Linked DNA regions of Homo sapiens: region 2 is linked to region 1. A link is an interaction called in ENCODE POLR2A ChIA-PET data of the cell type or tissue named here. Cell type or tissue: HCT116. All regions are shown on one strand. Links, peaks and the distances in the headings refer to the core of each region. The heading gives the core; the rest is flanking DNA. Region 1 overlaps MED18 (mediator complex subunit 18). Region 2 overlaps EYA3 (EYA transcriptional coactivator and phosphatase 3).

The links. Peaks named below come from ENCODE experiments on the same cell type or tissue, not always from the same donor. Only the 100,000 strongest peaks of a DNase experiment are listed, where the experiment ranks them.
Region 2: POLR2A ChIA-PET joins it to region 1 with 7 read pairs; 2 of 35 experiments call an interaction of 5 or more read pairs at or near these places.

The regions. Positions count from the first base shown.
Region 1 is chr1:28,334,395-28,349,591 of GRCh38, forward strand. MED18 (mediator complex subunit 18) reads left to right here. Exons shown (of 3, transcript NM_017638.3): 3 at 23-1,571. The coding sequence ends at 576. Among named protein-coding and RNA genes, the nearest start is that of MED18, 13 kb to the left of the region's middle. In HCT116, for the core only: no CTCF peak of the experiment used is centred there; a DNase peak (open chromatin) is centred at 7,374.
Region 2 is chr1:28,016,065-28,031,261 of GRCh38, forward strand. EYA3 (EYA transcriptional coactivator and phosphatase 3) reads right to left here. Exons shown (of 18, transcript NM_001990.4): 7 at 11,725-11,862; 8 at 1,090-1,175. Among named protein-coding and RNA genes, the nearest start is that of XKR8, 64 kb to the left of the region's middle. In HCT116, for the core only: no CTCF peak of the experiment used is centred there; no DNase peak of the experiment used is centred there.

The sequences.
Region 1 (15,197 bases), core at 5,518-9,517:
GTGGTGCTTTTTCCGTTTTCAGGAAGTGTTTTAGATCACAGTTTGGAAAGCCTCATCCACCGCCTTCGTGGTTTGTGTGACAACATGGAACCTGAGACTTTCCTTGACCATGAGATGGTATTCCTCCTTAAGGGCCAGCAAGCCAGCCCATTTGTTCTCAGGGCCCGACGCTCTATGGACAGGGCAGGGGCACCCTGGCATCTGCGCTACCTGGGACAGCCAGAAATGGGAGACAAGAACCGCCATGCCCTGGTGCGAAACTGCGTGGACATTGCCACATCTGAGAACCTCACCGACTTCTTGATGGAAATGGGCTTCCGCATGGACCATGAGTTTGTTGCTAAGGGACATTTGTTCCGTAAGGGCATCATGAAGATTATGGTGTACAAGATTTTCCGCATCCTGGTGCCAGGGAACACAGACAGCACTGAGGCCTTGTCACTCTCCTATCTCGTGGAATTAAGTGTGGTAGCACCCGCTGGGCAGGACATGGTCTCTGATGACATGAAGAACTTCGCAGAACAGCTAAAACCTCTGGTTCACCTAGAGAAAATAGACCCCAAGAGGCTCATGTGACTAAGAGGATCTGTCCACATTTGGGGCCTATCCTTACTTGTTTGAAAAAATATGTTTGCTTTTTTTGGTTTTTGTTTTGTTTTGTTTTTGAGACAGAGTCTCGCTTTGTTTCCCAGGCTGGAGTGCAGTGGCACGATCTCGGCTCACTGCAACCTCTGCCTCCTGGGTTCAAGCAATTCTCCCACCTCAGCCTCCTGAGTAGCTGGGATTACAGGCACATGCCACCATGCTCAGCTAATTTTTGTATTTTTAGTAGAAATGGGGATTCACCATGTTGGTCAGGCTATTCTCGAACTCCTGACCTCGTGATCCACCCACCTTGGCCTCCCAAAGTGCTGGGATTACAGGCATGAGCCACCACGCCTGGCCAAAAAAATATGTTTTAAATGTCCCATTTCACCATTGCCAGGCAGGCATTCTTCCTTCAGGGAGAGGATGGTGAGAATTAATTGGTTCTTTGCACTGTTCTCCTCATGTGGCGATTTCACTTTCATGACAGCCTTTCTATATTAAAGGCTCAGGATGTCACGGAGAATCTATCTAATCCCACTGTATTAAGAGGGGAAACCGGGCCAAGCGCAGTGGCTCACACCTCTAATCCCAGCACTTTGGGAGGCTGAGGTAGGTGGATCACCCAAGGTCAGGAGTTTGAGACCAGCCTGGCCAAATGGTGAAACCCCATCTCTACGAAAAATACAAAATTTAGCCGGGCATGGTAGCAGGCGCTTGTAATCCCAGCTACTTGGGAGGCTGAGGCTGGAGAATCGCTTGAACCCAGGAGGTGAAGGTTGCAGTGACCAGAGATGACGCCATTGCACTCCAGCCTGGGTGAGAAGAGCGAAACTCCGTCTCAAAAAAAAATAAAAATGAAGAGGGGAAACCAGAATAAATTATCTTTTGGAAAGGACAATTTCTTGTTTGGCCATTTGTGTATAAGGTTGGTAACATTAGAGGCTGTGAGCTTGTGTTACATGGTAATAAAGCCAATGAAGAGACATGTCTGTGTAATTCTGATTCTTTATTCCCTTACCCTGTAAATTTGGGGTAGATTCATTACCAGTTGAAGCAAAAAAAATGACAGTTCCTAGTTTTAATTGTGGCAGAGATGAGGATGAGAGTTTTCACCTTTCATAAAAGTAGCATATTTATTGTTGAAAACTTTTAAAATATAGTACAGATAGAAAATAACACCTATTATCCAAAGAGAAGTACTAGTTCTATTTTGGTATATATCCATCTAGTCTTTATTTTTTTATAAATTTATGTATATGAAATGTGTTTATTTTATAAAAAGATTCCATATATACTGGTTTATAACCCTTTTTTCCCATTCATCTATCATTAACATCTTTCCAGGACATTTGTCTACACTCCCCTTTTGTTAAAAAAAATTTTTTTTTTTTTTTGAGACAGAGTTTCGCTCTTGTTGCCCAGGCTGGAGTGCAGTACTGCGATGATCTCAGCTCACTGCAACCTCCACCTCCCAGGTCCAAGTGATTCTCCTGCCTCAGCTTCCCAAGTAGCTGGGATTACAGGCATGGGCCACCATGCCCGGCTAATTTTTTTTTTTTTTGAGATGGAGTACAGTGGCGCACTCACGGCTCACTGCAAGCTCCGCCACCCGGGTTCACGCCATTCTTCTGCCTCAGCCTCCCGAGTAGCTGGGACCACAGGCGCCCGCCACCACGCCCGGCTAATTTTTTGTATTTTTAGTAGAGACGGGGTTTCACAGTGTTAGCCAGGATGGTCTCAATCTCCTGACCTCGTGATCCGCCCCGCTCGGCCTCCCAAAGTGCTGGGATTACAGGCGTCAGCCACCGCGCCCGGCCTTAATTTTTTGTATTATATTTTTTATTTTCGAGAAAGGGTCTCACTGTTGTCCACGCTGGAGTGCAGTGGCATTGTGTTTTTAAGAAACGGTGTTTCGGGCAGGGCGCGTTGCTCACGCCTGTAATCCCAGCATTTTGGGAGGCCGAGGTGGGCAGATCATGAGGTCAGGAGATCAAGACCATCCTGGCTAACACGGTGAAACCCCGTCTCCACTAAAAATACAAAAATTAGCCGGGCGTGGTGGCGGCCGCCTATAGTCCCAGCTACTCGGGAGGCTGAGGCAGGAGAATTGCTTGAACCCGGGAGGCGGAGCTTACAGCGAGCTGAGATCGCGTCACTGCAGTACAGCCTGGGCGACAGAGCAAGACTCCGTCTCAAAAAAAAAAAAAAAGAAGAAGGAAACGGTGTTTCACCATGTTGGTCAGGCTAGTCTCGAACTCCCTACCTCAGCCTCACCAAAGTACTGGGATTACAGGCATGAGCCACCGCACCCGGCCAAAATTTTTTTCTTTTTAAAGCTAGTTTATTGAGTTCCTGTTATGTGTCAGTGCTATCCTAAGTGCTTCAGGTATGTTAAACCCGTTTTGTAAACAGGAGAACTGGTACATATAGATTAATTAACTTTCCCTGAGCTATACAGCTACTGATTGGCAGAGCTGGTATTTAAATATTGACAATTATAATTGCTATTTCTATTTCATCATATGGATTTGCTATAAGTTATCTAATTGAATCCTCTATGATTTTCAGTTTGATCCCATTTTTTTTGCTTTTATAAGCTGTGTAACAATAGAGCTTTTATTTATTTATTTTTTTGAGACAGAGTCTTGCTCTGTCGCCCAGGCTGGAGTGCAATGGCATGATCTCAGCTCACTGCAACCTCCGCCTCCTGGGTTCAGGTGATTTCCAGCTAATTTTTGTATTTTTAGTAGAGAGGGGGTTTCACCATGTTGGCCAGGCTGGTCTCGAACTTCTGAACTCAAGTGATCTGCCTGCCTCAGCCTCCCAAAATGCTGGGATTACAGACATGAGCCACTGTGCCTGGCCTGATATGTACTTGTTACTCTATGTAAATCTAACTCATAACTTCCAACTTGCATATGCTTTCATACTAATAAAAGTATTAGTGTTTAAATAGTGTTTGCTCCATGACAGGTACTTTATTTTTATTATTTATTAATTCATTTATTTTTTGAGACAGAGTCTTGCTCTGTCACCCAGGGTGGAGTGCAGTGGTGCCATCTCGGCTCACTGCAACCTCCTTCTCCCGGGTTCAAGCGATGCCCCTACCTCAGCCTCCTGGATAGCTAGGATTACAGGCATGTGCTACCACGCCCAGCTAATTTTGATTTTTTTTTTTTTTTTTTGAGAGGGAGTTTTGCTCTTGTTGCCAGGCTGGAGTGCAATGATGCAATCGCAGCTCACTGCAACCTCTGCCTCCCGGGTTCAAGCGATTCTCCTGCCTCAGCCTCCCGAGTAGCTGGGATTACAGGCGGCCACCACCATGCCCAGCTAATTTTTGTATTTTTAGTAGAGATGAGGTTTCACCATGTTAGCCAGGATGGTCTTGATCTCCTGACCTTGGGTGATCCACCTGCCTTGGCCTCCCACAGTGCTGGAATTACAGACTTGAGCCATCGCACCCAGCCATGACAGGTACTTTAAATGTTTCAACTCATGTACTTCTCATAACAACTGTATGAGGGTTGTGAGTTGTTATTATTTCCATTTTATAGATGAGGTTATACAGAGAGGTTTCTCAATTTTTTTTTTTTTTTCAGATAGTCTTCTCACTCTGTTGCCTAGACTGGAGCGCAGTGGCACAATCACAGCTCACTGCAGCCTCGACATCCCAGGCTCAGGTGGTCTTCCAACCTCAGCTTCCCAGGTAGCTGGGACTACAGGCATGCACCACCACACCTGGCTAATTATTGCATTTTTTTGTAGAGATAGGGTTTCACCACGTTGCCCAGGCTGGTCTAAAATTTCTGGGCTCAAACAGTCCGCCTGCCTTGGCCTCCCAAAATGGTGGGATTACAGGCATGAGCCACTACAACCAACTTCAAATTTCTTTTTTCTGTTGTCCAAAGTCAGAACTAGTAAGTGGTGGAGCCTGAATTTCAAATCAGGCAGATCATCTCCACAATCTAGACACGTAATCACTGTGTATCCACCATGTTTTATTCATTTAGTCCCTTTATATCATAGAAACCTAGATTGCTGCTGGGTGCGTAGTTCATGCCTATAATCCCAGCACTTTGGGAAGCTCAGGTGAAAGGATTGCCTGAGGCCAGGAATTTGAGACCAGCCTGGACAACATAGTGAGACCCCATCTCTAAAAAAAAAATTTTTTTAAGCTTGGCATGGTGGCACAGGCCTGTAGTCCTAGCCACTTGGGAGGCTGAGGCAGGAAGATCATTTGAGCCCAGGAGGTTGAGGCTGCAGAGCTATTATGGTGTCATTGCACTCCAGCCTCAGGGACAGCGAGACCCTGTATCTATTAAAAACAACAACAACAATAGAAAACAAACCTGGCTGGGCACAGTGGCTCATGTCTGTAATCCCAGCACTTTGGGAGGCCGAGGCAGGCAGATTACCTGTCAGGAGTTTGAGACCAGCCTGGCCAACATGGTGAAACCCCATCTCCACTAAAAATATAAAAATTAGCTGGGCATGGTGGCACACGCCTGTAATCCCAGCTCTTTAGGAGACTGAGGCAGGAGAATTGCTTGAGCCCAGGAGACAGGTTGCAGTGAGCTGAGATTGTGCCACTGCAATCCAGCCTGGCCGATAAAGCGAGACTCTGTCTCAAAAAAAACAAAAACAAAAACAAAAACACCTGAGATTGCCTGCAACTCTTCACTACCATAAAAAATGCTAAAATAAGCAAATTCGTAGATTGTTATAAAAATTCCCCTGGATGACTGGGCGCGGTGGCTCATGCCTGTAATCCCAGCACTTCAGGCGGCCGAGGTGGGTGGATCAACTGAGGTCAGAAGTTCAAGACCAGCCTGGCCACCATGGTGAAACCCTATATCTACTAAAGATGCAAAAAATTGCCGGGCATGTGGCATGCCCCTGTAATCCAAGCTACTCGAGAGGCTGAGGTGGGAGAATTGCTTGAATCTGGGAGGTGGAGGCGGAGGCTGCAGTGAGCTGAGATTGCGCCACTGCACTCCAACCTGGGCAACAGAAAGAGACCTCATCTCAAAAAAAAAAAAAAGACTGGGCTCAGTGGCTCACTCCTGTAATCCCAGCACTTTGGGAGGCCGAGGTGGGCAGATTACCTGAGGTCGGGAGTTCGAGATCAGCCTGACTAACATGGAGAAACCCCGTTTCTGCTAAAAATGCAGTTAGCCAGATGTGGTGGCGCATGCCTGTAATCCCAGCTACTCAGGAGGCTGAAGCAGGAGAATCGCTTGAACCCTGGAGGCAGAGGCTGCGGTGAGCCGAGATCACTCCATTGCACTCCAGCCTGGGTAACAAGAGCAAAACTCTGTCTCAAAAAAAAAAAAGAAAAAAAAATCCCCTGGGCTGTATAGCTATGAGCATGCTCACATTTGCCAACTATTGCAGGTTACTTTTCAGAATGTCTGTAACATTTACTTTCCTATTGCTAGTGAACAAGAACTCATAGCCACATCCTCACCAGTTGGTGTGATGTGGCATGACCCGTCTTTCTAGTTTTTTCCAGTTTGATGGATGTAAAATGGCAGCTCTTGGTTGTTTTGATTTGCTTGTCTCTGGTTATAATTACATTTGAATCTTTTCATTTCTTTCTTTGTATGTAACAGTATATAGACTTTTTTAGTATGTGAAACTAAGGTATCTATATTCTTTGCCCATTTTTTATATTTTATTTTCAATGGTATTGATCTGCAGAACCTTTGTATATTCTAGATATTAATCCTTTGCTTAAAACATTGCAAATATCTTCTCTCAGTCTGTCACCTTTCTGTTAACTTTATCTGTGATGTCATTAATTAAGCAGAGATCCTAAATTTTGACTATATTATGGTTTGGAATCTTGTTCCTTAGTTTTTCTTTTTGAGACAGAGTCTTACTCTTTTGCCCAGGCTGGAGTGAAGTGGTAGGATCTCAGCTCACTGCAACCTCTGCCTCCCGGGTTCAAGCAATTCTCATGCCTCAGCCTCCTGAGTAGCTGGGACTATACGTGCATGCCACCACGCCCAGTTAAATTTTTTTACTTTTAGTAGAGACAGGGTTTTACTATGTTGATCAGGCTGGTCTCGAACTCCTGAGCTCAGGCAATCCTCCCGCCTCAGTCTCCCAAAGTGCTAGGATTAGAGGCATGAGCCACAGCGCCCGGCATAGAATTTTGTGTAGGAAGTCTTCATTTACCCTTAGGGAACAGATTTTCCTTCTTAGCTTTATAGTTTTAACTTTCACATTTAGGTCTTTAATCCATCTGGAGTCTATCTTCTAGGTGGTTTCAAGTAAAAATCCAGCTTTCTTCTCCTTGCAGTGAATTAGTTTTTCTACCACCATCTGAAAAACAATTTTCAGTGCTTTCTGATGCTACCGTTGTTACATATTAGGTTTCCTCGTATATACTTTATTTTTAAGCTCTCCATTCTATTTCATTTTTTATTTCTTTGTTTCAGTGCCCGCAACACAATGTTTTTATTGTTATGGCTTTATAGTAGAGCCATTTCTACCAATAGGGCAGGTACCCTTACCTTTTTGTCCTCTAAAATAGACTTATAGTGTAGTAATATTTCAAAAAATAATAATAAAGAAAAGAAAATAGATCTAGCATCCAGGCATGATGGCTCATGCTTATAATCCTAGTACTTTGGGAGGCCGGGGCAAGAGGATCACTTGAGGCCAGGAATTCAAGACCAGCCTGGGCAACATAGCAAGAACTTATCTCTCCAAAAAAATTTTTTTTGAATTAGCCAGGTGTGATGGCATGCACCTGTGGTTCCAGCTATGTGGGAGGCTGAGGTAGGAGGATCTCTGGAGCTTGGGCGGTTGAGGTTGCAGTGAGCTGTGATGAGATCACTACATTCCAGCCTGGGTGACACATTGAGACCCTGTCTCAACAACAACACAAATATAGACTGGGTTTTCATAGGCCTTTATTCTTTCATATTCATTTTAGAGTAAGTTGTAGATTCTCAACATTACTACTGGAATTTTATTGGAATTTCATTGAATATGTATTGATTAATTTGGAAGAGAACCAACATCTTTTCATGGAACATTTCCTGCCCAGAATTCAGTGTGGCTGGCTTTCTTCACCTTTTAGGTCTCTGCTAAAATGTCAGAGAAGCTTCCCTGACCATCCAGAATTAAGTAGCAAACTCATTCTCTGTCATTCTCTACTCTCTATCCCTTTATCTTTTTTTTTTCTTTTTTATTGAGACAGAGTCTCACTCTCTTGCCCAGGCTGGAGTGCAGTGGCACCATCTGGACTCACTACAACCTCCGCCTCCCGGGTTCAAGCGATTCTCCTGCCTCAGCCCCCCAAGTAGCTGGGATTACAGGCGTGTACTACCATGCCCAGCTAATTTTTATATTTTTAGTAGAGTTGGGGTTTCACTGTGTTGGCCAGGCTGGCCTCGAACTCCTGACCTCAAGCAATCCACTTGTCCCAGCCTCCCAAAGTTCTGGGATTACAGGCATGAGCCACCGCACCCAGCCTCTTTATTTTTTTTCTTTTTTTTTTTTTTTTTTCGAGATGGAGTCTCACTCTGTCACCCACGCTGGAGTGCAGTGGCGCGATCTCGGCTCACTGCAACCTCTGCCTACCGGGTTCACGCCATTCTCCTGCCTCAGCCTCCCGAGTAGCTGGGAGCCTGCCACCATGCCCGGCTAATTTTTTGTATTTTTAGTAGAGGTGGGGTTTCACCTTGTTAGCCAGGATGGTCTCGATCTCCTGACCTTGTGATCCACCCGCCTTGGCCTCCCAAAGTGCTGAGATTACAGGCGTGAGCCACCGTGCCCGGCCTTTTTTTTCATATTACTATCTGACTTTATTATTTTTTATTTTTAATTTTTGTCTTTTGAGATGGAATTTCACTCTTGTTGCCCAGGTTGGAGTGCAATGGCATTATCTTGGCTCACTGCAACCTCCACCTCCCAGGTTCAAGGGATTCTCCTGCCTCAGCCTCCCGAGTAGCTGGGATTACAGGCATGCACCACCATGCCTGGCTAATTTTGTATTTTTAGTAGAGACGGGCTTTCTCCATGTTGGTCAGGCTGGTCTCGAACTCCCAACCTCAAGTGATCTGCTCACCTTGGCCTCTCAAAGTGCTGGGATTACAGGCATGAGCCACCATGCCCGGCCCAATTTTAGTATTATTAGCAAGACTGTATGCTTCCTAAGGAGAGGAGCTGTGTTTTGTAGTATAGCATAATGATTAAGAGCACAAACTTTGGAATCTTAGGTTTAAATCTAAACTCCACTGCATGTATGTTGTTCAAGCTGGGTAAACCTCCGTAAGCCTTAGTTTTCTTGTCTGCAAAATGCATATGATCATAGACTGTTCCTAGAGATTGTTGTAGAGATTAAATGAGATAATCTACTCATTTAGCACAGTGCCTGGGACATAATAATTGATCAATAAATAAATATTTATGCCAGGCACTGTGTTAAATGTTTTATTTAGCAGTGTTCTAAATACTTTTTATTTCTATGAACCCCATAACCCCTACCTAGCTTAGTACTACTCATATAATTGACCTTTCAAATATTTGTTGAGTGAATGAGTGAGTGAACTTGTGAATGCTGACTTGGAGACCAAAAGAATCTTGCCTGTGTAAGCTGGTTTGTCCCAGGTTAACATTCCTCTTCAATGAGGTGGTATGTACGCCATGAGGCTCAGCATCTGTAGTAAGCAGGAGGAAATTGTGGAAAGGGGGTAGCTTTTTGACCATGGCTTTCTCCTTTTTTTTTTTTTTTTTTTTGAGACAGAGTCTCTCTCTGTTGCCCAGGCTGGAGTGCAGTGGCGCAATCTCAGCTGATTGCAACCTCCACCTCCCAGATTCAAGCGATTCTCCTGCCTCAGCCTCCCAAGTAGCTGGGATTACAGGCATGCGCCACCACACCCAGCTAATTTTTTTGTATTTTTAGTAGAGACAGGGTTTCACCATGTTGGCCAGGCTGGTCTCAAACCACTGATCTCAGGTGATCCACCCCCCTCGGCCTCCCAAAGTGCTGGAATTACAGGCGTGAGCCACCATGCCTGGCTTATTTTTTTATTTTATTTTATTTTATTTTATTTTTGAGACAGAGTCTCACTCTGTCACCCAGGCTGGAGAGTAGTGGCACAATCTCGGCTCACTGCAACCTCTGCCTCCCAAGCAATTCTCGTGCCTCAAGCGATTCTCATACCTCAGCTTCCCAAGTAGCTGGGAATGTACCACCATGCTCAGCTAAATATTTTGTATTTTTAGATAAAATTTTTAGACAGGGTTTCGCCTCGTTGGCCAGGCTGGTCTTGAACTCCTGGGCTCAAGCGATCTGCCTGCTTTGGCCTCCCAAAGTGCTAGGATTACAGGTGTGAGCCACTGTGCCTGGCCAGCTGTGGCTTTTTCACTCTGAAGAAGCCATTCACGCTTTAGTACTCTAATTTATTTCTCAGAACTGAAAAAACAAATTTTAAAAAGTTGCTCTAGGTAGCCGGGTGCGGTGGCTCACACCTGTAATCCCAGCACTTTGGGAGGCCAAGGCAGGTGGATCACAAGGTCAGGAGATTGAGACCGTCCTGGCTAACACGGTGAAACCCTGCCTCTAATAAAAATACAAAAAATTAGCCGGGCATGGTTGCAGGTGCCTGTAGTCCCAGCTACTCGGGAAACTGAGGCAGGAGAATGGCGTGAACCCAGGAGGCGGAGCTTGCAGTGAGCCGAGATGGCGCCACTGCACTCCAGCCTGGGCAACAGAGCGAGACTCCGTCACAGAAAAAAAAAAAGTTGCTCTAGGCAAAAATGTTAAAATTTACAACATTTAAGGTCACGGAGAACATGGAGAAAGGAGTACATTTTTGGAGGAAATAAAAATCAATGCCAACTCTTCTTAAGCTCATTTAGCCTAAGAAAATAATTAAGAATTTTCACAAAGGTTTAGTATAAGGATGCTTATCTTAGTGATGTGTGTGATTTAGCAAAAAATGGAAATAATTTTCCATTTTTTATTTATTTATTTTTTTGAGACAGGGTCTCGCTCTGTTGCCCAGGCTAGAATACAGTGGTGCCAACATGGCTCACTGCAGCCTTGACCTCCAGGGCTCAAACAATCCTCCCTCCTCAGACTCCCAAAGTGCTGGGGTTATAGGCGTGCACCACCATGCTTAGCGGAAATAATCTTGATGTCTAATAAAAGGGAATGGAATAATTAAATGAAACTGCACATCCATATAATAAGATACAGCTATACAAAAAGAATTTGTAGAAATGAATTTAATGGAAAAATATCCCAGATAGTTAACTTATTAACTGTGTGGCCTAAGGTAAATTACTTAACTCCTCTGCCTTAGTGTCCTTATCATTAAATGGGATACTAATAGTGCCTTCTTTATAGTGTTATCATGGGGTTTAAATGAGTTATTATATGTAATAACATTTGGGATAGTACCTGGCCTAGAGTAAACATTATATACATATAAATTGTAATTATTGTAAGAAAAGCTTTAAAATAGTATGTTAATATGCTACTTTTTTATAGTACATGTACATAGATATAATGGTATGAAAGTAAATATTTCAAAACGTTAATAAGTGGCTCACACCTGTAATCCCAGCACTTTGGAAGGCCAAGGCAGATGGATCATTTGAGGTCAGGAGTTTGAGACCAGCCTGAGCAACGTAGCAAGACCCTGTCTCTACAAAAAAATACAAAAATTAGGGGGGCATGGTGGTACACACCTGTAATCCCAGCTACTCGGGAGGCTGAGGTGGGAGAATCACCTGGGCTCAGTAGGTTGAGGTTGCAGTGAGCCAAGATGTCGCCACTGCACTCTAGCATGGGTAACAGAGTGAGACTCCATTTCAAACAATAACAACAACAACACACACAAAGAAAACATAAAACAGAGAAAGAGTGTTGCTTTAGTAGGGGAGTAAGGATGTCTGGGATTTTCCACCTTGCCTGTGCCATGCTTGTTAGCCCCTGTGGCCAGTATATGAGTGTGAAGGAGGAGTCAGCCTTCTCCATCTCCTTTGAAAAGTGATCTCCTCTTTTTTCAAATGAGAAAGGATCCCCAGGATGCTTTTAGGCAATGACAGTTTCTTTTTTTTTTTTTTTGAGACGGAGTCTTGCACTGTCACCCAGGCTGGAGTGCAGTGGTGCGATCTCGGCTCACTGCAACCTCTGCCTCCCAGGTTCAAGCGATTCTCCTGCCTCAGCCTCCCAAGTAGCTGGGATTACATGCGCCAGCCACCATGGCCAGCTAATTTTTTGTATTTTTAGTAGAGATGGGGTTTCCCTATGTTGGCCAGGCTGGTCTCGAACTCCTGACCTCAGGAGTTCCCAGCCAACAGTTTCTTGACAGATCAAATATGGGGCCCAAGGATAAAGAACCAACATTTAACTCTAGAGGCAGAGACAGGATGTGAGTCATCACACTGGCCTTTCGTCAAGTTGACTATAATTGTTTCTGTGTTTGTCCTCCGTGGTATGAATATGAACTGACAAGACTAATTTAGAAAAACAAACAAATATATCAGAAGATAAACATTTAAATAAGTAGTTTCCTTCAAAGTATTTATTTTGATAAATGAACACTTTAGCATTGTTCAAGTAATCATTGGATTTTTGGGGTGGGTTGGGGAGATGTCAAACAAATTGATTTCAAAATAGGTTTACGGTACTATTTTAGGTATGGTATTTCTTGAAGAAAAAAAGTATACCCATTACTCTTGCTAGGTTGGCCAGGCTGATCTTGAACCCTGGCCTCAAGTGATCCTCCCACCTCAGCCTTCCAAAATGCTAGGATTATAGGCATAAGCCACCATGCCTGGCCCTAAAATGGGGTTTTTTTTTGTTTTTTTAGATGCAGTTTCGCTTTTGTTGCCCAGGCTGAAGGGCAGTGGCGTGATCTCGGCTCCCTGCAATCTCCACGTCCCGGGTTCAAGTAATTCTCTTGCCTCAGCCTCCTGAGTAGCTTGGATTACAGGTGCCTGCCACCACGCCCAGCTAATTTTTCTGTATTTTTAGTAGAGACCAGGTTTCACCACGTTGGCGAGGCTGGTCTTCAACTCCTACCTCAGGTGATCCGCCCGCTTCGGCCTCCCAAAAAGTGCTGGGATTACAGGCCTGAGCCACCACGCCCAGCCACTTATATTTCTTAGTAATAAAAATCTTGAAACAGAGAAGCATTTGGCCGGGCGCGGTGGCTCACACCTGTAATCCCAGCACTTTGGGAGGCCAAGGTGGGTGGATCACAAGGTCAGGAGTTCAAGACCAGCCTGGCCAAGATGGTGAAACCCCGTCTCTACTAAAAATACAAAAAATTAGCTGGGCATGGTGGCACGTGCCTGTAATCCCAGCTACTCAGGAGGCTGAGGCAGAGAATTGCTTAAACCTGGGGAGCAGAAGTTGCAGTGAGCCGAGATCATGCCACTGCACTCCAGCCTGGGCGACAGAGTGAGACTCCGTCTCAAAAAAAACAAAAACAAAAAAAAAGAGAGAGAAGCAGTTAAATAAATTTTGGCAAACCCATTTGATGGAATATTATGCAGCCATTAAAATTATTATTATTTTAACTGAGTATCTCAGCCTTAAAATGTATTTTGTTTTTTTCTCCTCCTTTCCTTCTTAATCTTTTTTTTTTTTTTTTTTTGAGACCGCATTTCGATCTTGTTGCCCAGGCTAGAGTGCAATAGCGTGATCTCTGCTCACTGCAACCTGTGCCTCCCAGGTTCAAGTGATTCTCCTGCCTTAGCCTCCCGAGTAACTGGGATTACAGGCAGCCACTACCATGCCTGGTTAATTTTTGTATTTTTAGTAGTGACGGGGTTTCACCATGTTGGCCATGCTCGTCTCAAACTCCTGACCTCAGGTGATCCACCCACCTCGGCCTCCCAAAGTGCTGGGATTATAGGTATGAGCCACTGCACCTGGCCTTCCTTCTTAATTTTAAGATGTAGCCTTGAAACCTATTTTAGAATTATCTTCCCTCCCTTTCCCACCTGACACTTTGTTGTACCATGCACACCTATCTGAGTATATGTTCATTTAGAAATTCCAGGGGCTGACCGGGTGCAGTGGCTCATGCCTGTAATCCCAGCACTTTGGGAGGCCAAGGTGGGTGGATCACAAGGTCAGGAGTTCAAGACCAGCCTGACCAACATGGTGAAACCCTGTCTCTACTAAAAATACAAAAATTAGCCAGGCGTGGTGGTGGCGGGCACCTGTAATCCCAGCTACTCATGAGGTTGAGGCAGGAGAATCGCTTGAACCCAGGAGGCAGAGGTTACAGTGAGCTGAGATCATGCCACTGCACTCCAGCCTGGGCAACAGAGCGAGACTCCATCTCAAAAAAAAAAAAAAAAAGAAAAAAGTTCATTCCAGGGGCTGATCTTGAAACTAACCAGGCATGGAGACCCAGCGCTGAATTCTTCCCCATGAGATTACCTCAGTGAGGTTAATCAACAGTCCCGCTGCAGCTGAAATGGGGCCAGCCAGCCAGCACTCCAGGTGGACAATAACTCAACATAGTCATTGGAAAGACACATACAAGCCTGTACCCTGCATCACTCCTGCATGCTTCCCATAGCAGTTTCCATTTTTAAACAACTCCACTTAGCCCCCAAATTGGAGATGCTTTCTTTGTGACTTGAGCCCAGCCATCTCCTCAACTTCTAGAATTTAAATTAAAGCTGCAGGCCAGGCGCCTTGGCTCACACCTGTAATCTTAGCACTTTGGGAGGCCGAGGAGGGCGGATCACTTCAGGTCAGGAGTTCAAGACCAGCCTGGCCAGCACAGTGAAACCCAGTCTCTACTAAAAATACAAAAATTAGCCAGAAATCGCTTGAACCCGGGAGGTGGAGGTTGCAGTGAGCCACGATGGTGCCACTGCACTCCAGCCCGGGCAACAGAGTGAGACTTTGTCTCACTCTTAAATAAATAAGTAAATTAATTAATTAAAGCTGCAGGCCAGGCACGGTGGTTCACACCTGTGATCCCAGCACTTTGGGAGGCTAAGTTAGGAGGATAGCTTCAGCCCAGGAATTCAAGGCCAGCAACATAGCAAGGCCCCATCTGTACAAAAAAAAAAAGGCCAGATGTGGTGGCTCATGTCTATAATCCCAGCATTTTGAAAGGCTGAGGTGAGTGGATTGCTTGAGCCCAGGAGTTTGAGACCAGCCTGGGCAACATAGCAAAACCCTGTCTCTACCCAAAAATTACAAAAAATAGCCAGGCATGGTGGTATGTGCCTGTAGTCCCAGCTACTTGGGAGGCTGAGGTAGGAGGATCTCTTGAGCCTAGGAAGAGGTTGCAGTGAGCCGAGATCATGCCACTGCACTCCAGCCTGGACAACAGTGAGACCCTGTCTCAAAAATAAAACAATAATAAAAAAATTTAGAAGGAATCAATATATCCTACAGTAATGATAGGAAACAATTTACATAGCGAAAACCATGCAACTATTTAAAGTGTTATTGTAGAAAAACTTAATGTATCATGCATATAATCCCAGCTACTTGGGAGGCTGAGGCAAGAGGATCACTTGAGCCCAAGGAGTTCAAAACCAGCCTGGGCAACATAGTGACACATGTGTCTACTAGAAAGAGATACAAAAATGGTTAATAGGTAGTGGGA
Region 2 (15,197 bases), core at 7,257-11,256, 320 kb before region 1:
TGTGGTTAAACATCCCTGTGGATGAAGTAATTAACATGTGGAAAAACCAAATAGAGACTGTCCACGTTCAAAGACAGGGTCAAAAAGAAGAGCTATGAGAGAGAAAGAGACAGTCCTTAGAAAAATACCAGGTACACAGGTGGGAACTCAATAAATATTTGTGGACTAAAAGAATAAACAAGGCTGGGCGCGGTGGCTCACACCTGTAATCCCAGCACTTTGGGAGGCCAAGGCGGGTGCGGTTCACTCTAAGTCAGGAGTTTGAGACCAGCCTGGCCAACATGTGAAACCTCATCTCTACTAAAAACACAAAAATTAGCTGGGCATGGTGGCACATGACTATAGTTCCAGCTACTCAGGAGGCTGAGGCAGGATAATCACTTGAACCTGAGAGGCAGAGGTTGCAGTGAGCCAAGATCGCACCACTGTACTCCAGCCTGGGCGACAGAGTGAGTGAGACTCCATCTTAAAAAAAAAAAAAAAAAAAGCAAAACCAGTATAATAACCAGAATAGTAATGTTAACTGTAGCCAGGAAAAGATCCAAGGAGACAGTGGTGATGATAATTGCTGTAGAGAAAACAAATCAAAACAAAAATAAAAAACTCTAGAACACTGAAGGTGTTACCAGTGATCTCCTAAGCATAGTTAACATAACAGTGATCAAGAATAGACCACAAAAAATTCATAAAGAATGAGTTGTTCATTCCATAAATATTTATCAAGTGCCTTTGATGTAAGTGGCAGGCATTTTTCTATACTCTGGGAATATGTAAATGAACAAAACAGAAAAATAAATCCCTACCTTCATGCAGCTTACATTCTAGTAGGGGCAGAGTAGGAAGTGAAGACAAATACAGTAAAGAAACAGACATAACCATATTCTAGAGAGACCCAGCAGAGGAACAACAAAAACTAGACAGTAACCTAAGATGCCATCCAGGGTCCGAGTTCTGAAGGTATCCAGAAAAAAGTCTCCACAGCCCATACTATTCCTGGTTGTTTCTTAGATAGGCAAATTGACCATGGAAAGAAGAAAGAGCAAGCTGGATGAACTCTATCAAACAGGATGAACAAAGGTAGCATCATACCTGGTTTGAGATGCTGGCTACTGCTGCTGCTGGAATATTGGCAATTGTAGAAGAAGTAGATATCAGGCTGGCATTTGTGCTTGAAGCTAGAGGATTGATGGGGTTAAAAGATATTAAAGATATTATGTAAAAGGTTAGAAGAAACTGAAAATAGATGTGTTTTAAGTGAACAGATTTATAAGGAGATAAACAACATTGGCAAAGGAAACAAACACTCGTTTTGCTTTTTTGTGTGGGATAGCTACATTTACACTTGGTTAAAAACAAAACATTTGAAACATCTTTCTGTTTCAACTTGAGTCTTCAATTCTTCTTATTAAAGGCCTAAAAGGATATATATTCAATTCACAGCTCATACTAATAATATCAATGAAATCACAGCTAAATCCAATTCCTCCAGCCCATCTTCTCCAGAGGCTGAAAAATGACTCACCTGCAATGTGACCTACTGTAAAGCAGTAGAACTCTGGTAAATCTTACACTGTGATATTGTTTGCTGTCACTTGCCCCAAGTTACGCCTTTCCTAATACAACATAATTACATGAGAAATAGAGCTGGTCCTCCAAATTCCAAAGCATTTAGAATTGCTTCTTGAGTTCTACTCAAATAATAGATTACTAATGTGGATCAATAAACACAATGACATAGCATTTAGAGACTTTAACAATGAGCCTGGAAAAACTCAGAAAATATTAAATATTACTCTGGTCAGATAAAAATGTACCTTATATGATACTTGGGCTGTCTTAAGTAATTTGAGGCCAGGTGTGGTGGCTCATGCCTGTATCCCAGCACTTTCGGAGGCCGAGGCAGGCAGATCATTTGAGGCCAGGAGTTTGAGACCAGCCTTGCCAACGTGGTGAAACCCCATCTCTACTAAAAATATAAAAATGAACTGGGTATGGTGGGCACGGGCCTGTAATCCCAGTTACTCAGGAGGCTGAGACATGAGAATCGCTTGAACTCAGGAAGTGGAGGTTGCAATGAGCCAAAATCGCATGACTGCACTACAGCCTGGGTGACAGAGCAAGACTCTGTCTCAAAAAAAAAGAAAAGAAAAAAGAAAAAAAAGAAAGAAAATGCTGATTTCCATTCACATAAAACAATAAAAATAAAGACAAGTAATTTGGGTTAAGTTTTATACTTCTTCTGTCATAGGTTCATTCTACTAGGGTTTTAATCAAAATCTCAATGACTAGCACTAACCAGTGACTTTTCTCAGGTGAACAATGTAACTGATATTATCAGTACTGTTCTCAAACTCCTTGTCCTCATTTATCATAAACACACTTAGACATGGTTCCTACTGCAGGTACACACACCATATGGGTTCACCATCAGGTAGACCTGACTAACTGACTACCTGCCCCATTAACAAAGTCCCCCAGAGAGAAAATTAGTAAGAAAACTTCCATTGAGAACAGGGCAGGAGAACAAATGCAATAGAAACTTAAGTGCTCTGGTCAAAATTAGATAATTTTCATCCCTTTCCCTAAGGGTACTCGGCTTAGAAGACAATCCAGAAGACAGTAAGTTCAGTTACAGCTATTGCTGCAACCCCAGCTTTAAGATGAAGAACCTAGGACAAAGAAGAATTAAAGTAACTTGTCCACAGCAGCAAAAATAATGGAAGATAACCAAAATGACAACTTGGATCTCCCAATTCTTCATCCAGTGCTTCTTCCTCAGGGTCAGCAGCTAAGCTAGGGTTCAAATTCCCTAACTATGGCCAGGTGCGTGGTGGCTCACGCCTGTAACCCCAGCACTTTGGGAGCCTGAAGTGGGTGGATCACCTGAGGTCAAGAGTTTGAGACCAGCCTAGCCAACATGATGAAACCCCATCTCCACTAAAAATACAAAAATTAACCAGGTGTGATGGTGTGCACCTGTAATCCCAGCTATGCAGGAGGCTGAGGCAGGAGAATCACTTAAACTCGGGAGGCAGAGGTTGCAGTGAGCTGAGATCGCGCCACTGCACTCCAGCCTGGGCGACAGAGTGACTCAGTCTCAAAAAATAAATTAAAAAAAATTAAAACAACAAAAACAAAAACAAATTTCCTAACTATCCAGAGTAACTTTATTTTCTATAGCACGTTTTGCTTCAGGGGAACTAAAGGACTCTTAAGGGCTTACTTTCCTAAACATAACAACTAAATGAAATAGGTTTTATAGCTTTACAGAAGGTATTTTCTTTCAACCAATATTCACCTTCTTTCCTACTGTGGCTTAAGCCATCCTTTTTCCTAAGAGGAAGCATCAAAACATGACAATATACAGGGTAACTGACTCTGTAAATGGTTTTAACCATTCTTGTAGGAAAAGAATTTTGAATGGTTTCCAGATTTTGTTATCAGTACATTATCCTAGGCAGGCCTGCAATAAAACTGAACACAGGTGATTTAAGGTGGGAAATAAAATAAAGAATTGATTTAATCATTTATCTTCCCCAGCAAGTCCATTTTTAGTTCAGTTTTCTTCTGGCCCTGGTCCTGGCATACAATCCTCTTTTTCACCTATTGATCTTTAATTCTGTCCTACCTTCTCCATATCCTTTTTTTCTTTTTTTTGAGATGAGTATCACTCTTGTTGCCCAGGCTAGAGTGCAATGGTAGTCTCGGCTCACTGCAACCTCCGCCTCCCGGGTTCAAGAATCCTCCTGCCTCAGTTTCCCAGGTAGCTGAGATTACAGACATGCACCACCAAGCCCGGCTAATGCTGCATTTTTTTTAGTAGAGATGGGTTTCACCATGTTGGTCAGGGTGGTCTTGAACACCTGACCTCAGGTGATCCACCCACCTCAGCCTCCCAAAGTGCTGGGATTACAGGCATGAGCCACCACGCCCGGCTACTTCTCCATAACTTAATAATGGTGGGAGGTACAACTCAGTCATATCTGATCTCTATGGGGGAAAATGTACTCTGATTGACAAGGTGGTTTTACAAATCTAACAATTTTCAAACCACTTAATGAATTGTACTGGAGGTAAAATGGTAGACCTTAAAAACAACTAGCCATAAACTCTTATTATATCCCGGCTAGAAAGTTTAATGGCTTGATTAGCTAGTTGATAACTCTGAGTTTTTAACAAGTACTGTATTAAAATCACAAATTTCTCTGAGCAATAGTTGGCTTTTATTATAGGGGAACTTGGTCTGCTGACCCAGAAAGTTCATAGGGCTTAATAACACTTTTTTCTCCAACTAAGCCAAATTATTTCTAACATGTGCCACTCATTCATTCAGCAAACCCATTAAGTATATCAGGGTCAACTATGTGCCTAGAAACCATTTCAGCCACTGAAGGATAAAATAGTAAGACAAAGTCCTGGCCCTCAAGGAGTTTAAATTCTAGTGAGGGAAGTTAGTCAATAATTAAGTAATTTTTTTAGGCTCTTATAACCACCATAGAACCCAAGGCAAACTCGCCTAAAAATGTATACAACCACTGCCTGCCCTACCCCACATACAGCTATGACTAAAAAGCCAGGCACTTTTAAAAAAATACAGATCATCGTGTGTGTGTGTGTGTGTGTGTGTGTGTGTGTGTGTGTGTGTGTGTGTGAATAAAAATAATATTCAATTGCAGGTTTAAAAACAAAAGCAGCAACAATGAACTATGCAACAAAAACTACAAATTTAGAGAATCAAATAAAACTCAAGTGCTGGCTCCTATTATTATGTATCTAAAGGCTGCTAGCTCTCCAAATGCTAATGGCATGGTCAACTGTTTTTGGACAGCCTTCACTCCTGTTTTGACAATGGAGCTGCAAAAACTTGAAAGACACCACTTTTGAGAACCAGGCCCCACTAGATGTCCGCTTAAAACAGACAATATACAGATAAAGCTTTGAACAGAAGACCACGGTTACAGAATGGTAAGTGGCACAGCTGCACCAAGTGATAGTGCTACAAAGTTAAAAGTTTAATTCAAGCATTAATGGCACATAAAAGTTTGTGCAAGATTTAGTTTTTACCCACCTCTCTAATTTTAGATCATGTCACTTCACCTCCTTTGCTCACACTGTCTTTCTTTAAGTTACTCAAAACCGGACAAGCTCTTTATCATTTGAGGACTTTTGCAATATTGTTCTCTCTGCCTAGACTGTTCTCTCCAACCCCCTTGCCTTCCCAGCATGATGGCTCCTCAGCATGACTCACTTCCTCAAAGAGGGTCTTTTTGACCTATTAAAACCAAGACCTTTTCTGTTTTCTTAATCACAGTGATCAATTTTTTTTTCAGAGCACTGTTCAAAATCTGTTATGTATTTACTCACTTGTTTTCTCCCCCGCACCCCACTAGTCTGTAAGCTCCAAAAAGGCAGAATCCTGCTGTCTTATAATCTCCAGCATCTAGCAAAGCACCTGACATACAGCAGGTGATGGTCAATAAATATTTGTGGGATTCATATACATCTATCTTGTGTGCACTAAGTGTGAAGGGCAAAATCATTCTTCTTTTTTTTTTTTTAGATGCACTCTCACTCTGTCACCCCGGCTGGAGTGCAGTGGTATGATCTTGGCTCACTGCAACCTCTGCCTCCCTGGTTCAGGCGATTCTCGTGCCTCAGCCTCCCCGAGTAGCTGGGATTACAGGTGCCTGACACTACTCCCAACTAATTTTTGTATTTTTAGTAGAAACGGGGTTTCACCATGTTGGTCAGGCTGGTCTCAAACTCCTGACCTCAAGTGATCTGCCCACCTCAGCCTCTCAAAGTGCTGGGATTACAGGCATGAGCCACCGCGCCCAGCCTAAAATCATTATTTTCTGCTAAAGGCTGACAGGTGGGTTCCTAAAACTTACTCTCATTATGTGACTAATATAACTGACAATTCCTGATCCAGTAGAAGCTGTACATATTTTGGTTAAAACTGATTGCCTAAGTGGGTCATTCGTTCACTTAATCCTTTATCAAATATTTATTGAGTGCCTACTATGTGCAAGCACTGCTCCACACAAGGAGCTTAGTAAATCAAAATAATAAAAATCTCCTAATAAAAGATTATTATTTTTTGAGACAGAGTCTCGCTCTGTCGCCCAGGCTGGAGTGCAGTGGCGCGATCTCGACTCACTGCAAGCTCCGCCTCCTGGGTTCACACCATTCTCCTGCCTCAGCCTCCCAAGTAGCTGGGACTACAAGCACCCACCACCACACCCAGATAATTTTTTGTATTTTTAGTAGAGACAGGATTTCACCATGTTAGCCAGGATGGTCTCGATCTCCTGACCTCGTGATCTGCCTGCATCCACCTCCCAAAGTGCTGGGATTACAGGTATGAGCCACCGCGCCCGGCCTAAAAGATTCTCATTGCTGGAGTGGAGATTTTCAGATCAATAAGGGACAGGGTTTAGAATGATCTATGTAATAATGGATCAGAGCTCAAGAAATCAGTAAGAATTCATGTTTAACTCAACACAGATACAGATTACGACATACAGAAATATTTATAGATATGTGTATTTACATAGGTTAGTATACCTACATATATTTGTTTGCTCTGTCAGCTGAGAAAGCCTAAAATAAATGTCACCTGACACCTCAGTAGCAATTAGCACCCCTCAAGCTCAGATCTTTTTTTTGAGACAGGGTCTCACTCTGTTACCCAGGCTGGAGTTCAGTGGTGCGATCACAGCTCACTGAGGCCTCGACCTCCTAAGGCTCAGGCGATCCTCCCACCTCAGCCTCCCCAAGTAGCTGGGACTACAGGCACGCACCACTGCACTTGGCTAATTTTTATATTTTTTGTAGAGATGGGGTTTTGCCTTGTTGCCCAGGCTGGAAGCCCAAATCTTGGTTTTGAATACCATTTTTTCCAATAAAAGGAACCAGGATTCCTTAAAAAAAATGGTTGATAATAGGACTTGAATAAGTAATATACAAGATGAGCCTGGAGCATCTTGTAGTGCCAGGAAGTAAGAAAGTGCTGGGTGGGGGGGGGGGGGAAAACCAAAAACTAAAAAAATGGGAGTATGTCAAAAGGCATAGGAGCCAACTGAAAGAGCTCCCAGTGGCCAAACTGGAACAAAATAAATAAAGTAGTATTGGATTATAACCCAAAGTATAAATTAAATATCTAGGAGTCCACAAAAAAATGACTGAATAAATCAACAAACTGGGGAGAAGAGACAAATCTGGGCAGAAGAATTCCAAATACATTATGTAGATATTCTACCCTAAAGAAGGGGCAGCATGATTCCTTAACTGTGGGCTGTACATAGTGAATTCTATCTAAAGAATACAGTACAGAAAGGGAGGAAAGAGTAACTTTATGGAGAAAACTGACAAACACTACTTCAATTAGGTAATCAAGGTCAACATCAACAGTCATAAATAATGATGATAGTATGGCACCTTGCCTTTGTGACCTTCCTCCTTAAAATCCATAACCCCAGCGTAATAATGAGAAAAACATCAGATAAATTCTCTAAGAGTGGGGCATCTTAAAATATACCTGGACCAGTACTCCTCAAAACTGTCAAGGTCATTAAAAGCAAGGAAAAGCCTGAGAAACTACAAAGTCTAGAAGAGCCTAAGGAGACATAACTAAATGTAATTTGGTATCCTGGATGGAATCCCGGAACAGAACAAGGACATCATATAAAAACACAGGAAATCTGAATAAACAACGGACTTAGTTAATAATAACATACTAATACTGGTTCACTAATTGTAACAAGTGTAATATACTAACGTAAGATGTTAATAATGGGAAACTGTGCAGGAGGAGGGATATATGGGAACTCTCTGTACTGTCTGCTCAACTTTTCTGTAAATCTAAAATTATTAATAAAAAATAAAGTCTAGGCCAGGCGCGGTGGCTCACACCTGTCATCTCAACAGTTTGGGAAGCCGAGGCAGGCGGATCACTTGAGGTGAGGAGTTTGAGACCAGCCTGGCCAACATGGTGAAACCCCATCTCTACTAAACATACAAAAATTAGTCAGGCATGGTGGCATGTGCCTGTAATCCCAGCTACTCAGGAGGCTGAGGCAGAAGATGCGCTTAAACTCGGGAGGTGGAGGTTGTATTAAGCTGAGATCACGCCACTGCACTCCAGCCTGGGTGACAGAGCAAGACTCCGTCTCAAAAAACAACAAACAAGCAAACAAACAAAAACATCTATTAATAAAAATTTTTTTAAAAATCTCCTGGTCAGAGATAGATTATTGTGTGTTACCAATGATACTAGAGTACAAAGACACTCATTAAAAGATTGAATTAGGCTGGGCGCAGTGGCTCATGCCTGTAATCCCAGCACTTTGGGAGGCCGAAGCAGGTGGATCACTTGAGGTCAGGAATTCGAGACCAGACTGGCCAACATGATGAAACCCTGTCTCTACTAAAAATACAAAAATTAGCTGGGCGTGGTGGTGGGTGCCTCTAATCCCAGCTACACGGGAGGCTGAGGCACAAGAATCCCTTGAACCCAGGAGGCAAAGGTTGTAGTGAGCCGAGAGCATGCCACTGCACTCCAGCCTGGGCGACAGAGCAAGACTCAGTCTCAAAATATATATATAATTAAAATTAATTTTGAAATTTCTGAAATTAATTTTGCCACTTGAATATTATTTAACCAATTAAAACATCTCAGCTGAAGAAAATGACCAAAGATAGGGCCACATAGTCACAAGATACTCTAGGAAAAGGATGATACTACAGAAGTCAGATCTACTCATTCAAAACATTTTTATGAGCAAACAAAGGCAGTCTCTTCTCATTATGGTACCACTGAAGTACAAACTAAAGAAAAGGTTCTGCTTAGAGTTAATCAAGCCAGAAGCAGATTAGGTTTTTGAGATAATTTCCCTAACTCCCCCAGGGAGGATGGGCTGCTGTCAACTGCAGAATGCTTGGGGTGTTTTGAACACTTAAAAAAATTGGGTAGTTATGCAGGGGGAAAGAAACAGCCCTGGATAGCTAACATTCACTATCCATGCTAAAAGGAAAGGGAAAAGTAGGAGCGAGGAGAGTAATATTGATAGTGGTGAACTTAAGTAATTTAATACCAATAATACCCACGTTTCATTTTAGCCCATTGTTTTCCTAACAATTTTTTCATCAGAATAAATGGCAAAAATTGATAACTTAATGGTTAACTTCTGCCTTAATTTCTACCCTGTGCTAATGAACAATAAAATGGGCCAATAGATTAACCACAAAAAGGGAGGAGAAGTGAATTTAGATATTTGTTAGCAAAGGTTCTCAATTATGGGAGAGTTGATATTGATACTATGACCTCAATACTGAAAAGCATAAATATTGTACTCATGCTCTGGAGTCAGAATGCCCAGCTAATGTCCTGCCTTAATTATTTGCTAATACTGTGACTATGGATAAGCTACTTAGCTTTTCTGTGCCTCAGGCTCTCCCTCTCTAAAATGAGGTTTGGGTTGTTGTGAGGATTACGTGTGCAACATCTATCCACTGCTTAGAAAAATGTCAAGAGCACAGTAAGCACTTCATAAATACCTGCAATTGTCATTAATAGCAAAATGAAGGAAACCGGGTTAGCCAATCCAAAGGAAAAAATGTTCTAACAGATAACAAATAAGAATGGTGGTTAGTGAAGTTTAAGGGATATTTTCATGACTCTTCCATTTTTTTAAATTTCTATTTATTTTTTTGAGACAGAGTCTCACTCTTGTTGCTCAGGCTGGAGTACAATGGCACAGTCTCGGCTCACTGCAACCTCCGCCTCACAGGTTCAAGCGATTCTCATACCTCGGCCTCCCGAGTAGCTGGGATACAGGCATGCGCCACCACACCCGGCTACTTTTGTATTTTTAGTAGAGACGGGGTTTCTCCATGTTGGTCAGGCTGGTCTCCAACTCCCAACCTCAGGTGATCCGCCTGCCTCGGCCTCCCAAAGTGCTAGGATTACAGGCGTGAGCCACCACGCCCAGCCTCATGACTCTTAAAGCAATGGGTCCTAACAGACCCCAAAGAGGTGATTCCTCTTGTTTTACAAGGGAGAAATAAGCACAGCTATCACATTCCTCAAATTCTAGACATAACTACAGAGGAATGGTGGTTTTACATTTTGGTAGAGCATTAAGAGAACCCTTGGTCTTCTTTCACAACCTAGGTGTAAGTTATCAGATATACCTGTTTAGAAGAGACTTGGCAACTAGACTTACCTGTGGTTGAACCCAAAAGGCCTATCAACATAGAGAAATACTAGGCCAGGTGTGGTGGCTCACATCTATAATTTCAACACTTTGGGAAGCTGGGGTGGGAGGATTGCTGGAGCCCAGGAGTTCAAGACCAGCCTGGGCAATATAGTGAGATCCCACCTCTAAAAAAATATAGAATACATTAGCTGGGTGTGGTGGTGTGCACCTGCAGTCCCAGCTACTGGAGAGGCTGAGGTGAGAGGATCACTTTAGCCCGGAAGGTGAAGGCTGCAGTGAGCCATGATCGCGCCACTGCATTCCAGCTGGGCAACAGAGTGAGACTCTGTCACAAAACAAAACAAAAAACCATAGAGAAATACTCTATAAAAATGAAAGGGAGTGGTGGAGAAGACAGGCAAAGCCATTCTTTCAAGTTTCTCCCTCCTGGTTTGTTCCCATCTTAGAAAGAAAGAAGGGGGAGAGGACAAGGGGAGAAAAAAAAAAAAGAAGAGGAAACAAGTGAAGAAAAGAGGAGACTTGGTAAACAACAGGAGGTAAAGGTAGCTCAGAGTAAGGTCTCAGAACATAGAGACCAGTTCTGTTTCCACTAGACCAAGGAGAAGTAGTTTTCAAACATTTCTGAAAACAGTTAAAACTGAAAATCAAAATCTAATTAACCTATATTAAAACTTTTTTTCATCACCAAAGTTTATACATTAAGAGTACTTCAGATAGGTTTTTGAGGTCCCATACTAATCCCTCTACTATCTATTTTATAAGAAATAAAATTTAAAAGCTGGGAAATATCAGGAGAAAAGAGGCAGATGAGAAGCCAGGTACAAGGATACTAGTCCCAGTCTGAAGCAATGACAAATTGCCTGCCCTGGATTTGGAAGAATAGGCAATTAACTCCATAGTGCCTTTTGAGTTTTTTGTTTTCTTTCCTAATAGTCCTGTCATAATTCTAACTCTGTTAGAGGAAGAACTTGGAAGGTAAAGATGTTTAGAGCTTAAGCTTTAATACTATGCTTTTTATCCTGAAAGAGAAATAAGAATGAACTTCTTGAGCAAGAGAAATGCTCTCATCAAGTAGTAAATGGGGTATAAGTGTGACAAAAGACACAGCAGAAAAGCAGCACACACCTCACATACTGCTATGACAATTCATACAGGTCAGCAAAATTCCAACCCATGGAGTCTTCTGCTCATTTATAGGACAAAATGCCACTGAAAATAGACTAGAACAAAATCAAGGCGTTTTCTGGACACCAACATGCAAAAGGGAAGGCTTCAATTCTATTAAGCAGCTCACATTCAAAGGCTAAACTACTTATAAACCACACTCCTAAGCTGTGGTTTGCCTAACACAAAAAGCATGCACAAATCCAAGTATCACCCCCTTTCTACTTTAGAAGACAGAGCTCCTGTATTATCCAATTTGTTTGTTTGGAGATACAGGTAGATTAAAAACAAGAAACAATAATAATAATTTTAAAACACACACACAACCATGCCTATTTACCTTGAATGGGATAAGAATAATGTGCTGGGCTTGGCTGGCTTGTGGTTAACCCTGTAGTGCAGGTAAGAACACTGTGTTGACTTGGAGATGGAGTCTGAATTAAACCACTTTCAGGTTTCATACCTGGCCACAATGCACCTGAATCAGATAAATTGGACCAATTACAAACAATACACTGGGACTGAGGAGCATGGTTATGCTTTCAAATATCAGCCAGTAGGTTTAAAATCTAAATCTTAAAACAAAAATAAATTTGCTTGTAAGAGAAAATTATTGAATCTCCCACTTGTAATATATCACAAGCAAATAACACTTTCAAAGAATTAGGGGATGAGGCTAAAGAAACAAAAAGCTTGCCACAAATCCCAATATGTATATAAATTCATTTCAATGACTGGGGGAAATTGACCAGGATTCAGAAAAAAAGAGTTATTGACACCCAACTGGAGTATCTGTTATAAAGAGTGCCTGATGTTCATGTACAGTGATAAATAATTTATCCAAACTGTCAAGGTAGGAGACATTCCATATAAGTTTAAAATTCACTTACCCATTAAACAAGGACCAAATTTTTCTAAAATATATTAAATACTTCTCTGCCTTCTTAAGCTGGTTATTTTGTTACTTTTGTTTCTTCCGATTAGGAAAGACATACCTGCTTATTTTTATAAATTAAAAACATTACAGAAATACATAATTTAGAAAAAAAATACAGTCATATATAATCCCATCATCCAGACTTAACCACTATTAACAGTTTGCAGAAGAGTCACCCAGATGATTTCTTCTTCTTCTTTTTTTTTTTTTTAAATAAGATAGGGTTTTGCTTTGTTGCCCAGGCTGGTCTTGAACTCCAGGCCTCAAGCGATACTTTTGCCCCAGCCTCCTTTAGTGCTGGGATTATAGGCATGAGCCACTACACTCAGTCCAGATTTCTTCTATGTATTCACTAATCTTCTTTTTAACAAAAATGGGATTGTGATTTTTTGTTGTTGTTGTTGTTGTTAAGAGACAGGGTCTTCCTCTGTCACCTAGGCTCAAATAATCCTCATGCCTCAGCTACAGGAGTAGCTGAGACTATGGGTGTGTGCCACCATACTTGACTAATTTTTTGTAGAGGTGGGGTCTTGCTATGTCGCCCAGGCCAGTCTTGAACTCCTGGCCTCAAGCAATCCTCCACCTTGGCTTTTTAAAGTGTTGGGATTACAGGCATGAGCCACTGCCAGCCAAGGACTGTGTTATACATAGTGTACATAATTTGCTTTTCCACATAATACCTCTAAGATTCATCTTTCCAAGTCAGAACATATAAATCTATCTCATACTGACAAACATCATAGCTGTTCATTTTTATTTTCTTTTTATCATAATGCTCCTGAGTAACAATCTTTCTAAAATATATTTATATCCCTTCCTGCCTTCTGAGCAAGGAGGAAATAGCACACATACCTTTAGATTTTCTCAGTTACTGTTTCAAAAATAAAAACTGTGCTGTGCTACATATATTACAGAGATACCGCAGAGGCTACTGTGATGTGTAAAGACAATTGTTTAGTACTAAATATAACTTAATTATAGTTCTGATTTTTAGGTTCTAATTTCACTGTTTTTCCTCTGTGGTCTGTCACTTCTTGACTTCCTTAGCAGTATCTGCCTTTTAATTTGCAATAAACTAGGCAACCATAAACAAAGCTTTGCATCTGCATGAGAGTCCAAGGATATTCTTTATGAGTGAAACACTCTTAAGTGCATGGTTTTGGTGATAATTTTGGCTACACAAAAGCCTACTTTTAAAAAGAAAATCCTTTTTTTTTTTTTTTTGAGATGGAGTTTCGCTCTTGTTGCCCAGGCTAGAGTGCAGTGGCACGATGATCTCAGCTCATTGCAATCTCCTCCTCCCGGGTTCAAGCGACTCTCCTGCCTCAGCCTCCCTAGTAGCTGGGATTACAGGTATGTACCACCATGCCTGGCTAATTTTGTATTTTTAGTAAAGATGGGGTTTCACTATGTTGGTCAGGCTGGTCTCGAACTCCTGACCTCAGGAGTTCCACCCACCTCAGCCTCCCAAAGTGTTGGGATTACAGGCACAAGCCACCATGCCAGGCCCCAAAAATCTTAATGCCTGGTTGTTCACTGTGTTCTGAATAGCTATGGTTACTGGGTTAGTGTAGTTGAAGCTGATAATTAGGTCTAAGAAGGTTCATCAACCAAACACATTCCATGTATGATATCAATACTAAGGTTAGCCATGACTTCAAACTCAACATTAACTCATCTCATTTATTTGCTCCTACTCTGATAAACTAGGAGTGATTGAATTTATAGCCAATGAACACATATATGCAATTAAAAATACAATACTTTGAGAATGAGAACCTCTGCTTCACCAGGGCACTGAGATACTTCAGTGCAACTCAGATTTGTCCAATTTGTTGATAAGTACATTTAGGAATAGTAAAGAGAAATATGAAAGTCTTAAAAAGACCAACAGTGGGATATGATAATCACTTCTTAATTTTTTTGAGACAAGGTCTTGCTCTGTTGCCCAGGCTGGAGGGCAGTGGTGCAATCATAGCTCACTGCAGCCTCAACCTCCTGGGATCAAGGGATCCTCCTGCCTCAAACCCCCGAATAGCTGGGACCACAGGCACACTACGCCTGGCTACTTTTTGTATTTTTGCAGAGACAAGGTTTTGTCATATTGCCTAGGCTGGTTTCAAACTCCTAGCCTTAAATGATCCTCCTGCCTTGACCTCCCAAAGTGCTGGGATTATAGGTATGGGTCACCGTGCCTGGCTTTGCCCCAAACTCTTAATGCATAAAAAGAAAATGTAATATTCTTTTCTCATCTATTAATCACATGAAATAACTTATTTTAAGAGACTGAGGAATACTGACATCGCTAGCATGAATTAGAAGCGTTTGCCCCATCATAATTCATGATCATTTAAATGTCTTGTCCAGATTAGCCATAATTAAGATTCTTGCCATGTCTGATTTTCAACAATAAAAATATTTGAGAATGTCATTTTTAAAACATTTATGATGTAAAATGTGAGTATCAGTGCTATGATTCCTGCTGATTGTATATCACACTTTTTGGTAAACAAATTGCTATTTCAATGTCACAATAACTTTCAGATTTATTGTCATCACTGTGATTTCTTTTTCCAAATAGGTTTTGACCCTAAGGTGGTAGATTTATAAACATGTTTATTTTTACACTATATGAAAATAATACCTTATTAATAACAATAGTATCAACTGAGAATGTTTTGATAGTCTCCCTCTTATAAGATCAAAAATTAGAACACAAATGTCCAAAATAAGTAGGAGATAGCTAGCTAGTTTTGAATATCTTTGGCCAGAAACATAAAGTAGATGTCTAATATATAATTATTTTATGAGGAATAAAAAACAATACAGACAGTACCTCCAGCATCACTGTAGACCTGGCTCTTCAGACATGCAAA